Regions from separate parts of the Homo sapiens genome. Here region 2 is linked to region 1. A link is a contact called in ENCODE Hi-C or POLR2A ChIA-PET data. All regions are on one chromosome and are shown on one strand. Each heading gives the region's core, a stretch centred on a gene start or an enhancer-like site at or near the end of the contact. The rest is flanking DNA. Distances are from core to core; before and after follow the strand shown. Region 1 holds the start of RABGEF1 (RAB guanine nucleotide exchange factor 1). Region 2 holds the start of POM121 (POM121 transmembrane nucleoporin).

Evidence for each region. A loop is a pair of places that touch in the nucleus more often than their neighbours do. ChIA-PET counts read pairs that join two places held with the same protein, here RNA polymerase II (POLR2A). Pooled maps may share reads with other maps.
Region 2: a pooled map shows a loop between it and region 1 (10-fold over the local background). The contact joins the promoter of POM121 here to the promoter of RABGEF1 in region 1. A Hi-C loop is called at or near these places in 4 of 50 pooled maps. POLR2A ChIA-PET finds 5 or more read pairs at or near these places in 2 of 52 experiments (T-cell and activated T-cell).

Annotation. Positions count from the first base shown.
Region 1 is chr7:66,737,861-66,744,691 of GRCh38, forward strand. RABGEF1 (RAB guanine nucleotide exchange factor 1) reads left to right here and starts at 2,873. Exons shown (of 9, transcript NM_014504.3): 1 at 2,873-2,932. RefSeq lists enhancers at 2,487-2,536, 2,550-3,216 and silencers at 2,667-2,936, 2,957-3,096.
Region 2 is chr7:72,923,790-72,930,620 of GRCh38, forward strand. It overlaps POM121 (POM121 transmembrane nucleoporin), which reads left to right and starts at 1,306. Exons shown (of 13, transcript NM_001387691.1): 1 at 1,306-1,976; 2 at 2,473-2,688; 3 at 3,013-3,174; 4 at 4,596-4,676; 5 at 6,151-6,322. The coding sequence starts at 1,333. RefSeq lists enhancers at 892-1,453, 1,454-2,014, 2,448-3,647 and a silencer at 1,391-1,500.

The sequences.
Region 1 (6,831 bases), core at 1,623-4,122:
GGAGGGTCTTCCCTCTTGCTGCTCGGTGCCTAGAACATTCTTGCCCAGATATTTGCATAGCAGCACAGCTGGCTCCCTCATCTTTTATTCAGGTCACCTCATGAGGCCGCTCCGGTCTATTTTAAAGCTGCAAGCTTCTTGGTTGTGTTTTTTGTTTTTTTTGTTTTTTTTTTTTTTTGAGACAGGGTCTTGCTCTGTCAACCAGGCTGGAGTGTAGTGGCATGATCACTGCTCACTGCAGCCTCAACCTGCCAGGCTCATGTGATCCTATCACCTCGGCCTCCAGAGTAGCTGGGATTACAGGTACAGGCCACCACCTGGCTAATTTTTGTATTTTTAGTAGAGGTGGCGTTTCACCATGTTGGCCAGGCTGGTCTCAAACTCCTGACCTCAGGTGATCAGCCTGCCTTGGCCTCCCAAAGTGCTGGGATTACAGGCGTGAGCCACCATGCCCGGCCAGTCCTCTCTAGCTTAACCTTCACAAAGAAACTTTGAAATGATATTCAGTTTTTGTTACTGCTTTCCTCAGGCCTTTTCTGTCTTTAGCACCAACCTCTTCTGCTCAGCCCATTGAACACTCATTCTGGGCCCAGGGGTCTAGGCTCATGCCTGTAATCCCAGCACTTTTGGAGGCCGGGGTGGGCAGATTGCTTGAGTCCAGGAGTTCGAGACCAGCCAGGGCGACATGGCAAAACCTTGTCTCTACAAAAAAACCCCAAAAACTAGCTGGGTGTGCTGGCACACACCTATCATCCCAGCTACTAGGGAGGTGGAGGCAGAAGGATCACTTGAGCCAGGGAGTTGGAGGCTGGAGTGCGCCGAGATTGCACCACTGTGCTCCAGCCTGGGCAACAGAGTGAGACTCTAACTCAAAAAAAAAAAAAAAAAAGAAACACTCATTCTGTTTCACAGAATGGTTTATAGAATGGTGTGTTGCCTGATTCTGTAATCACAAAAGTCAGTTAAGAGCTTTAAAGTAAATGTTATTCTGTCTTTTGGTAATAGCAATTACCACCATCCAAGGTACTACTGTAAATAATTATTGTTTATTCCCTCCTCCACCTCCTCAGCACAGGTACTTTGTGTTTTTTTGTTTTGTTTTGTTTTTTGAGGAGGAGTTTCACTCGTTGCCCAAGCTGGAGTGCAATGGCGCAATCTCAGCTCACTGCAACCTCCGCTTCCCGGGCTCAAGTGATTCTCCTGCCTCAGCCTCCCAAGTTGCTGGGATTGCAGGCATGTGCCACCATGCCTGGCTAATTTTGTATTTTTAGTAGAGACAGGGTTTCTCCATGTTGGTCAGGCTGGTCTTGAACTCCCGACCTCAGGTGATCTGCCCGCCTCGGCTTCCCAAAGTGCTAGGATTACAGGCGTGAGCCACTGCGCCTGGCCTTACTTTTGTTTTATACTCTGTTGTACCCTCAGCGTAGCACACATTAGGCACTTAGGAAGAATCTGAGAAACGAATCAGTTAATCCCTACTTTACCAATAATGAATAAAGACTGAGAAACTCGGGCCGGGCGCAGTAGCTCACACCTATAATCCTAGCACTTTGGGAAGCCAAGGTGGGCGGATCACTTGAGGTCAGGATTCAAAACCAGCCTGGCCAACATGGTGAAACCCTGTCTCGACTAAAAATACAAAAAAAAAAATATGAGCTGGGCGTGGTGGCGGGTGCCTGTAATTCCAGCTACTTGGGTGGCTGAGGTGGGAGAATCGCTTGAACCTAGGAGGCGGAGGTTGCAGTAAGCCGAGATCGCACGACTGAACTCCAGTGTGGGCGACAGAGTGAGAGTCTCAAAAAAAAAAAAAAAAAAAAAAAAAATAGACTGAAAAATTACGCAACCTGTCCAAGAACACTACAGCGACAATTAGCAAAGCTGGGATTTTAACCCAGGTCTATCTCACAGCCACAGCATAGTATTTTCTTTTTTTTCTTGCTGTGACTGCACGTTACGCCATACATGGCATTCAGGACGCAGAGGAATTAGTATTTACTGTTTTTAACATTCCTTACATGGGAATCACGTAAAGAATCAGGTAAACAGGATTCAATTTGTGACTCAACCATTAATACTTTGTGACACTGGCTAATTTATTTCACTTCTGGATGTCGGTTATGTTTTTTTTGAGACAGGATCTCGCTCTGCTGTCACCCGGCCTGGAGTTCAGTGGAGGGATCTCTGCACCGTCAACTTCCTGGGCTATCAAGCGATCCTCCCACCTCAGCCTCCCTGGTAGTTGGGACCACAGGTGCCCGCCATCATGTCCGGCTGATTTGTAAAATTTCTTTTGTAGAGATGGTGACCTTGCTCTGTGGCCCAGGCTGGTCTCGAACTCCTGGACTCAAGCGATCCTCCTGCCTGGGCCTCCTAAAGATTCAGCTGCTTTTGGATCAACCGATCGCCTTAAGACCTTTTAACTCGAACACCTGTCACATCCTAGGATCCGCGAAGGACTGAAACAGAGTTTCTGAAGCGTCCCTCGGCGCAGTAGCTCCGCTCCACCTCCCATTCGCGCTACCACCGCGGCCGCAGCCCCAGGAGTCGCCGCGGAGCCAGCGTCGCCCTCCAGCTGTTGCGCGTCGGAAGCCGGAAGCAGGGACTGAGCGACAGACTAGGAAACGCCGGTTTCTCCGGGGCTCCCCAGCGCCCCACCTTTACCCCGGAGGCCGCCCTCTTCCATTTGCTCTTGGGCGTCAGGGCGGTACCCCACTCCGCTCGACCCTTTGGATCCACTCGCACTTCCTCCCGTCCAGAGTCAAAGGCCCCGGAAGTGACGTTTACGCGCCGCGCGTAACGTGCGTTCGCTGGCGGTGCCGGGGGCGGGGCGAGCAGGAGGGTGGGTGTGAGGCGGGAGCTGGCCGCGGAGCCCAGACCTACCCGGGCGAAGCGGGCGAGCGGTGGTTTGGACGCCGGCGGAGACGCGGGCGAGGTACGGAGCGGACGGACTGGGGCTGAGAGCTGCTCGGCTCTCAGCTACAGGAGCGGGGCGGCGGGGCGTCTCGGGCTGGGGGTGGCAGGGCGGTCGGTCCGTGCCATCCGCGCGGCTGGGGCAGTTGCGCGTCGGTGCCTCCCGCTGTCCTTCGTCCCACATTCCGTCTCCGTCAGCGCCGCCTTCCCCGTTCCAGGCCGCCCTCGGCTCCCTTAATCCTCAGAGTGCGGCCTCTCCGTCCCAGACGCTAGTTGCCGGGATCTCCAGCGCCAGCCGAGCCCCGACGGCCTGACGCGGAGCATTTCCTGGCCGCCTCCCTCTCCGGCGGCTCCCCTCGCCCCGGCTCCCACCTTCCGTCCAGGCCGCTGGCTCCGAAGCAGCGTCTGTGGTCGCACGGGGCCCCTCCCACAACCTCCCCGGAAAGCGCTGGTATGGGACGCTCGGACCCAGACCACAGCCCCCGGCCGCGGCAGGGGCGCGGGGACTTGATCCCACGTCACCCTAGGGGGCAGAAGTGTCCCGGAGTTGGGAGGGGATTTGAAGCCTGTGGTCCTGACTTCCACCCCGTGGCTGAGGGCGAGGCTGCGGGGCCGGGGTTAGGAGCAGAAGTCCCTGCTTCCGAACCGTCTGGGAGGAGAGCCGAGGGATGCCCATCACGGCAGTTTAGGGAGAGAGAGGGAGGGACTCTGCCGCTTTGGAGGCTAGGTCATAGGCAGCTGGCGGTGTCTCAGCGCGGGTGACCAATCCTTGCGGTTGGGAAATGTGTCGTGGGCGCCCGTGGGCTCGTTTTGCCTTTGAGATTAGGTAGGAAATTTTCCCAGGACGAGTTTACCGGAGCACCTTGGGAGTTGGTTTTTGGCCTGGAGAGCTGCTTTCCCCCCTCTAAACCTAGAACTGCTTTGTTTTTATTTATTATTTTTTTCGACATGGGATCTCACAGTGTTGCCCAGGCAGGTGTGAAACTCCTGGCCTTAAGTGATCCTCCCGCCTCGGCCTCCCAGAGTGTTGGGATTATAGGCGTGAGCCATTGCGCGGCTTTAACTGCTGTTAAAGAGTGTGTTCCGGCCGGGTGCGGTGGCTCACGTCTGTAATCCCAGCATTTGGAAGGCCAAGGCAGGCGGATCATGACGTCAGGAGCTTGAGACCATCCTCCCTAACACGGTGAAACCCCGTCTCTACTACAAATAAAAAAAAAAAAGAAAAAGAAAATTTGCCGGGCATCGTGGCGGGCACCTGTAGTCCCAGCTACTCTGGAGGCTGAGGCAGGAGAATGGCATGAACCCGGGAGGCGGAGGTTGCAGTGAGCCGAAATCGTGCCACTGCACTCCAGCCTGGGCGACAGAGCTAGACTCTATCTCAAAAAAAAAACTAAGAGTCTGTTCCTTAAAATTGTTGTACCAAGAAACTTGCCAGAGATGCAAGAAAATGTGATTATATTGTTAATATTTAATGATAAATAACATTTTGCTTTTAAGAGTCACTGATTCATATCCGCAGGATTAAGAAATGTTCAGGATTTGAATTTTTAATGACCTTCCAAGCAGTCATGTTTCTGCTCTCTAGAAGTTAGCCAGTTGAGGAGAAGGGACAGTCAAGATACTTTCAAAACAGTGTGGTAAGGAATGTGAGCTAAGATGGAGCACCGAGGAAGGAGCCGGGCATTTAGGCCATGCTGTTGGGTGTGGAGCCTGGAAGGGATCAGGGAATACTTTCTGCATGTGTCTTGAAGAATGACTAACATTCAGACTAACAGGGTGGAGTGAGGGAGAGGGGGGAATCAAAGGAGAGGAGGCCAGTAACTACAAGGAGGTGCCTATTAATTTATTTATTGAGAGAGAGGGTCTCACTTTGTCACCCAGGCTGGAGTACAGTGACACGATCACGAGTCACTGAAGTCTCAACTGCCTGTGCTGAAGTGATCCTCCCACCTCAGCCTCCCGAGTAGCTAAGACTGCAGATGCGTGCCACCACACCCAGCTGATTTTTAAATATTTTGTAAAGATGTTGTCTTGCTGTGTTGCCCTGGCTGATCTCAAACTCCTGCACTCAAGCAATCTTCCTGCCTCAAGCGTCCCAAGTGCTGAAATTACAGGCATCAGCTACCGAGCCTGGAGGGTCGTTACTAAAGTGAAAAAGTGCAGGACAGAGATGTAGGAGCTCAGGCTTCCTCTGATGGTGACAGAACCAGGGGAAGTTTTTTAGCTGGGTCCTTGTGTGGTTAAAATGGGTCTCTCTGGCCAGGCGCGGTGGCTCACGCCTGTAATCCCAGCACTTTGGGAGGCCGAGGCGGGCGGATCACGAGGTCAGGAGTTTGAGACCAGCCTGAGCAACATGGTGAAACCCCATCTCTACTAAAAACACTAAAATTAGCTTGGTGTGATGGCGCCTGCCGTAATGCTAGCTACTCAGGAGGCTGAGGTAGGAGAATTGCTTGAACCTAGCAATTCTAGGAGGTTGTGGTGAGCCAAGATTGTACCAATGCACTCCAGCCTGGGCGACAGAGCGAGACCTCGTCTCAAAAAAAAGAAAAAAATTTAAAAAAAAAAAAAAGGCTCTCTCTCTCTCCCTGTCTCCCAGGCTGGAATGCAGTGGCAGGAACACAGCTCACTGTAGCCTCCACCACCCATGCTTAAGCTATCCTCTTGTCTCAGCCTCCCAAGTAACTGGGACCACAGGCCTGCCACCTACTAATTTAGCTTGCCTGGCTAAATTTTTTTTTCTTTTTTTGATACGGAATCTGGCTCTGTCGCCCAGGCTGGAGTGCAGTGGCGCGATCTCGGCTCACTGCAAGCTCCCCCTCCTGGGTTCACGCCATTCTCCTGCCTCAGCCTCCTGAATAGCTGGGACTACAGATGCCCGCCACCATGCCTGGCTAATTTTTTCTATTTTTAGTAGAGATGTGGTTTCACTGTGTCAGCCAGGATGGTCTCAATCTCCTGACCTCGTGATCCGCCCTCCTCGGCATTCCAAAGTGCTGGGATTACAGGTGTGAGCCACCACACTTGGGCTAAATTTTTTTGTAGAGATGGAATCCTTGTATGTTTCCCAGGGTGCTCTCCAACCCCTGGCCTCAAGTGATTCTCTAGCCTCGGCCTCCCAAAGTGTTGGGATTACAAACATGAGCCACTGCACCCGGCCCTAAAATGGAATTTTATGTAACTCTTACACACAGGCTGCTATGTAGCTGATAAGGATAAATGTTTTCAGTGTAGTGCTTGATTATTTGCTTTTTTCTTTTCTTTTCTTTTCTTTTTTTTTTTTTTAAGACGGAGTCTTGATCTGTGACTGGGCTGGAGTGCAGTGGCATGATCTTGGCCACTGCAACCTCTGCCTCCTGGATTCAAGCGATTTGTGTGCCTCAGCCTTCTGAGTAGCTGGGACTGACCATAGATAGGCGCGCGCCACCACGCCCAGCTAATTACTGCTATCTTGTATTTTAATTTTTTCTGCTTATTAGATGTTTGAAATGGTGGCTCACGCCTGTAATCCTCGCACTTTGGGAGGCCAAAGTGGGAGGATTGCTTGAGGTCAGGGGTTGGAGACCAGCCTGGGCAAAATAGCAAGACTGCATCTCTACAAAAAAAAAAAAAAGATAGCCGGGCGCAGTGGCTCACGCCTGTAATCCCAGTACTTTGGGAGGCTGAGGCAGGCGGATCACGAGGTCAGGAGATCAAGACCATCCTGGCTAACACGGTGAAACCCTGTCTCTACTAAAAATACAAAAAATTAGCTGGGCATGGTGGCAGGCGCCTGTAGTCCCAGCTACTCGGGAGGCTGAGGCAGGAGAATGGCGTGAACCTGGGAGGTGGAACTTGCAGTGAGCCGAGATGGCGCCACTGCACTCCAGCCTGGGCGACAGAGCCAGACTCCGTCTCAAAAAAAAAAAAAAAAAAAAGATG
Region 2 (6,831 bases), core at 56-2,555, 6.2 Mb after region 1:
GGAGTTTCACCATATTGGTCAGGCTGGTCTCAAACTCCTGACCTCAGATGATCCGCCCACCTCGGCCTTCCAAAGTGCTGGAATTCAGGCACGAGCCACCGCGCCTGGCCTTCTTATTTTTTTTTCCTGTTATCACACTGATAACACTGAATTGCAATTTTTTTTTCTTTTTTTGAGACGGAGTCTCGGTCTGTCGCCCAGGTTGGAGTGCAGTGGCGCAATCTCGGCTCACTGCAACCTCCGCCTCCCGAGTTCACGCCATTCTCCTGCCTCAGCCTCCCAAGTTGCTGGGACTACAGGCGGCACGCCCGGCTAAGTTTTTTTTTTTTGGTATTTTTATTAGAGACGGGGTTTCACCATGTTAGCCAGGATGGTCTCGATCTCCTGACCTTGTGATCCGCCCACCCCGGCCTCCCAAAGTGCTGGGATTACAGGCGTGAGCCACCGCGCCCGGCCTGAATTGCAATCTTCTACTTACACATCTTCCTAACTAAACAGTTTCTAAAGATCAGAGATCCTATATTTTCCCCCTTAATCTCTTTAATGTACATAAACAATGGAATGAATAAATCAATGAATGAATGGCTGAGGAAACTGAACTACACCAAAGTGTATTGGCAGACTACCAGACTTTTTAAACAGCTTTATTAAGATATAATTCACATACCATGCAAATCATAGGGTGGTGCAATCACCACCACAATCTAATTTTAAACTATCTTTATGGTGCTACAAAAAAGCCTATAACCATGACCAGTCACTTTCTATTCCCCACCCCCAAACCCACTCCCTAGCCCTAGGCAACCACTAATCTACCTTCTCAGACCGTTAACTTTAGCATAGGTATAAGTCGATCACAGAGCCACAAAATCCACCCGATATCTGGGCCATGATGTGAAATTTGGTAGGTAATCGTCCCACGTTTTCAATTTGTAACATAGAAATGGAGGGGGGAGGGACTCACAACCGCTAGTAGCGTTTGTGAAAAGTACCTGGTAACAGGCTGTGCTGGAGGGGAATTCAGCCCCCATAAAAGATCACGGATTAGGAATTACGTAAGCATAGGTCTCGGGCCCTTTTATCTTGGACGCGATCCTTCCACGGGATCGCCTCCGGATGGATGTGGCGCTGGGAGCCACGCGGAAAACCTCAAGAGTCAGAAACAGGCGTTAAAGGCAGGCGGCATTTTCCAAACCAGTTGGGTCTCGGGCGCTGCCGGGCGGTAGCGTCTCCCGGAGTCGCGCGCGCATGACGTAGAGGGCGCGCGATGACGCGACGCGCGGCGCGGTGCACGCTGGGATATTTAAGTCTCCTCCGCGGCGCGGAGCCGCGATGTCTCCGGCGGCTGCGGCGGCTGGAGCAGGCGAGCGGCGGCGGCCCATAGCGAGTGTCAGGGACGGCCGGGGCCGGGGCTGCGGCGGGCCGGCCAGGGCGGTGCTCCTGGGCCTGTCGCTGGTTGGCCTCTTACTGTACCTCGTGCCGGCTGCGGCTGCACTGGCCTGGCTGACCGTGGGGGCTACCGCGGCCTGGTGGGGACTGAGCCGCGAGCCCCGAGGTTCGCGCCCCTTGTCCTCCTTCGTTCGGAAGGCGCGTCATCGGCGCCCCTTGTCCTCCTTCGTTCGGAAGGCGCGTCATCGGCGAACACTGTTCGCTTCGCCTCTGGCCAAGTCGACAGCCAACGGAAACCTCCTAGAGCCGCGGACCCTGCTCGAAGGACCTGACCCTGCGGAACTGCTACTCATGGGCAGTTACCTGGGCAAGCCCGGGCCGCCGCAGCCCGCCGCCGCTCCGGAGGGCCAGGACCTGCGGGATAGGCCTGGCCGCCGCCCACCTGCCCGCCCGGCGCCGCGCTCCCCACCGCCGCGCTCCCCACCGCCGCGCTCCCCCCCGCCCTCCCCGCCGACCCATCGCGCTCACCACGTTTACCCCTCTCTGCCCACTCCTCTTCTCCGACCCTCCAGGAGGCCTTCCCCACGGTAAGATGCGCTGATTTTGTCAGATCATCCTCTGGCTCGGCTGGCTTGAAATCGAGGACTTGACTTTTAAATCCGATTTGCTTTTTCATCAAGTCCCAAGGGGATTGTGTGTGGTTTTGCCCTCCTTAACACCTTGGTGTGTGCCAGCTGTCTCCTGGCCTCTGACTCTTGGAATGAGATGTTGTGTTGCCAAAACGATTCTCTTCTTTCCAGTTCTAAAAACTCCTCGAATTTTAGTGCAGCCTAGATGTAGTCTAGATTTAGATTTTCCCTCTCAAACTGTTGAAATCCATTGTTGAGACAGCTGTTAAGCAGCTGTCACTCTCTGGCCTTAGATGGAATAAGGGAAAGTTGCCATAAAAACACCGTGTTCTGTGTTGCTTAGAAAGAGACTTAAGTTCTTTGGAAAATGTCTGAACTGGTGGGTTTTTAACCGTTTAAAAATTTGACATTCTTTTTTGCTTTGGTTCCGTGATTTGTCTCGCATTCTCTGCAGGGATTGTGGGACTTTACCAAATCGGTTTGTAATAACACCTAGAAGACGCTATCCGATCCATCAGGCCCAGTATTCCTGTCTGGGGGTACTTCCCACCGTGTGCTGGAATGGTTATCACAAGAAGGCTGTGCTGTCCCCTCGCAACTCCAGGATGGTGTGTAGCCCAGTGACTGTGAGGATCGCCCCTCCTGACAGAAGATTTTCGCGTTCTGCGATGTGAGTATTATCGTTGGAAGAATACTCTCCCTTTTCGTGTCCACTTTATTCTTCTCCAGTTGTTCCTATGACATGACTACAACGCAGAAAAGAAAGGACGAAGCTGCTTATTTGATGAGAAATACCAAATTCTAGTAAACCCTTTTGTTTTTCACTTTTTGCTCTTAACGAAAAAGTAGCTTTACTTGCTAACGGGAACTGCTGTGAGTGTATAAATTATACTTTGGCCTGTTGGTTAGCTTCTGATTTCTTGTTTCTGAAGTCTGTGCTATATGGCATGGGAATTAAAATATCTTACAGCTAGAATCTTGTCTTTCATTGTAGACCAGAGCAGATAATCAGCTCAACACTGTCCTCACCATCAAGTAACGCCCCAGACCCATGTGCAAAGGAGACAGTACTGAGTGCCCTCAAAGAGAAGGAGAAGAAAAGGACAGTGGAGGAAGAAGACCAAATATTCCTTGATGGCCAGGAAAATAAAAGAAGGTAACAGGCTCAGGAGAGTACTAAGCCGGTTTCGCGCTTGGACTCCTATGGGATGAGATGTAGACATTCCCATATAGATACAGAGGCCATCTCCAGTTTATGAGCCTTCGTAGGCCCCCTTCTTTGGCTTACATGGAGGAATCTAATAACAAGGGTTTTAATGCTGCTCTTTTCAAGGCACAGGTTAGATCGATGTTGTAATTTACCTTTTCCGTGAGTAGTAGAGATAAGCTGACTGCTATTAGCCACGCTACCCTCATACTTTTGTAGAAATGTGTTAAAGTTTATTTTCAAGAAAGAAGGCTCTAAGTCTTCCCGTCGGAATTTTGTGGTGTTCAGTTACTTGGGTAACCACCAGTTCCATGTTCCAGTGTCTTAATTGTGCTGAAGGAAATGCTTGTGAAAGAAAAATGAAAACTAGAGTTTGGTAGATTTATCAGTAATGAGGTTAAAACCAATTTCCTGGCAGGGCAAGGTGGCTCAGGCCTGTAATCTCAGCACTTTGAGAGGCCGACACGGGTGGATCACCTGAGGTCAGGAGTTCGAGACCAGCCTGGCCAACATGGTGAAACCCCATCTCTACTAAAAATTCAAAAATTAGCTGGATGTGGTGGTGGGCGCCTGTGATCCCAGCTACTCGGAAGGCTGAGACAGGAGAATTGCTTGAACCCAGGAGGCGGAGGTTGCAGTGAGCTGAGACTGCCACCATACTCCAGCCTGGGTGACAAAGCGAGACTGTCTCCAAAAAAAAAAAATCCTTATGTGGTTTATAGAATAAGCTAATGAAAATGGAATAAATAAATAGTTTTCTAAGTATAGAAAGAAAGGAAGTTGAAGTGGCTGAGCATTTATTGAGCACCCACTGTGTATGGGACCCTACTCCAAGTGCTATGGATAGAGCGGTGGACAAGACAAAATCCCTGCTCTCATGGGACTCTTGAGGGAAACACCATTTTATAAGGCTGGGTGTGGTGCTGCACGCTTGTACTCCTAACACTTTGACAGGCCAAGATGGGAGGATCGCTGGAGCCCAGTTGCTCAAGACCAGCCTGGGCAACATAGTGAGACCTCGCCTCTACAAAAAATTAAGAAATTAGCCAGGTGTGGTGGTGCATACCTGTAGTCCCAGCTACTCTGGAGGCTGAGGCAGGAGAATCGCTTGAACCCAGGAGGCAGAGGTTTGTTGCAGTGAGCCAAGATCGTGCTATTGCACTCCAGCCTGGGCAACAAGAGCGAAACTCTGTCTGAAAAAAAAAAAATTTACCTTTCAGAAGCTTAGGGATTTTAAACAACCATTTTCTGGTCTATCATGGAATCTGTGCTCCATAGAGATAGTATAAGGTCCCAGAAATATGAGAATACACTTTAAAGGGACAAAAAAAGTCATGTCATTTCATTGAGACTTTTTTGATTTGTCGCAGGCGCCATGATAGCAGTGGCAGTGGACATTCAGCATTTGAGCCCCTGGTGGCCAATGGAGTCCCCGCTTCTTTTGTGCCTAAGTAAGTGGGAGTCCATCCGGATGAAATACCAACTGTTTGGAAAAAGGCCTGATCAGAGCTGTTGCCCTATAGATTTTCCTCTTTGTTTTTTGCATTGCTTAATTGGTTCAGGTTCACGTCTTTGAAATTAGGAACGTTTTGAGTAACTTGCCACAGTTAACTGCCTTCTGTCTAATTCCTTTTAATGTTCTTGCATTAATATGGATGAAATATGCTGAGACTTAAGAGGTTTTATAAATATATTTAATAACCAAGCACATACACAGAAGGATTGCAAAGTTTGTGCAGTGGATAAAACAGTATGAAACCTAAATGTTAAATTTCTACATGTCAGTTTAAAAACAAATTGGAGGAAGAATTGGGTGGAAAGGAAAGTGGCTCAAAAGTATGTGTGGAAAGACTTAGGATACCTTAGGTACCTCATCTGAGTCAGCAGTGTGATGTGGCCGCCAGGAAAGCTAAAGTGCTCCTGGTCTGTGCTGTTAGAAGAAAGACTAGAATGAGGCAGGTGGATGGTATTCCTGCCTTCCGTAGTTCTGCTCACTGTCCGTGGAGCACTGTGGTCAGATCAGTGTACTGCACTGCGAGGGAGGATGTACACAAACGGAAATTCATTCCCAGTGAAGCAATGAAGATGTTAAGGAGATTTGCAACAGCCCAAAGGGGTGGTGGTGGATGTTGGGGTTTTGGAGGTATGGAAGTATTAGCCCAGAGGAGAAAAGTCTCAGGGGGAATAAAGAAATAAGTGAGGGAAGGACAATGGTCTCCAAAAAACCAAAGGACTGTCCCTTGAAAGAAGCAAAATAACTTGCTCTGTTTGACTTCAAATAGGATCCGTGGGTGAAAGAGGAAATACACTGTAATCCACTGTAAGAATAAACTGGTTCATGGTTGACGTGGGTCACTCTAGGAGAGAGTTGTCTATATTGTAACAGGTTGGATGACTGTCCTACAGAAAAGATGCGTAGGAGATTTCTGTTTCCATTGGAGGTTTAGTAAAATGATGGGTTCCTCTTAACTCTGATTTTTTTTTAATAGCTTTGTTGAGATATAATTGACATAAAATAGACCGTACTTGTTTAAAGCATGTGACATTTTGACACACATACACCTGTGGAACCATCCCACCACTAAGATAATGAACATCCTTCACCTCCAAAAGTTCCCACATGCCTGTAATCCCTCTCTTTACTTCCACCCCTGTTCCCAGGCATCCACTGATCTGTCTTCTGTCACTGTAGATAGGTATGCATTTTCCAGAATATTCTATAAATGGAAATCATACATTTAAGTTTTAAATATTTGGCTTTTCTTACTGACTTTGTCAGATAGATTTGGCCAGATTGTTAGCAGTAAAAATTAAAAGCATTATTCTCTTCCCTTCATGTTATTAAGAAAGATGTCATGACCGTGGATGAAATCGTAAAAGAATTTTGCCTTCAATAAAGCATCTAACTGTCTTCTCTTTTATTAGGCCTGGGTCTCTGAAGAGAGGCCTCAATTCTCAGAGCTCAGATGACCACTTGAATAAGAGATCCCGAAGCTCTTCCATGAGCTCCTTGACAGGCGCTTACGCAAGTGGCATCCCTAGCTCCAGCCGCAATGCCATTACCAGTTCCTACAGCTCCACTCGAGGCATCTCACAGGTACAAGTACAGCTCTTTTAATGTGGGGGACATGAATTCCCAGCGTTCATTCATTGACTAGGGCCAGACATGGTAGCTTAGCCATGTAATCCCAGCACTTTGGAAGGCCAAAGCGGGAGGATTGCTTGAGCCCAGGAGTTCAAAACCAGCCTGGGCAATATAGTGAAACCTTGTCTGTACAAAAGAATTTTTAAAGAAAATTTTTTAAATAAAGTAATTGATTAGCAAAGGTTTACTGATCACCTTCTATCTGTCAGACATTAGAATTGTCTTTAAGCTAATAGAAAATACAGATCATTGAGTGATCAATATAGGCCAGCGGAATGGAGTAGAAAGCCCAGAATGTACAGCAGTGCATGTGTGCGAGCTGATTCGAGACAGAGCTGTGTTGTAGATAAACGGACAGAGGGTGATTCGAAAGGTAGACTGAGTCCAGCTTGTATTGGGTCGTAAAAGAGATTTATCTTATAGGCGTTTAGAATTGAAAGCGGGGTTTTTAAACAAGTGGT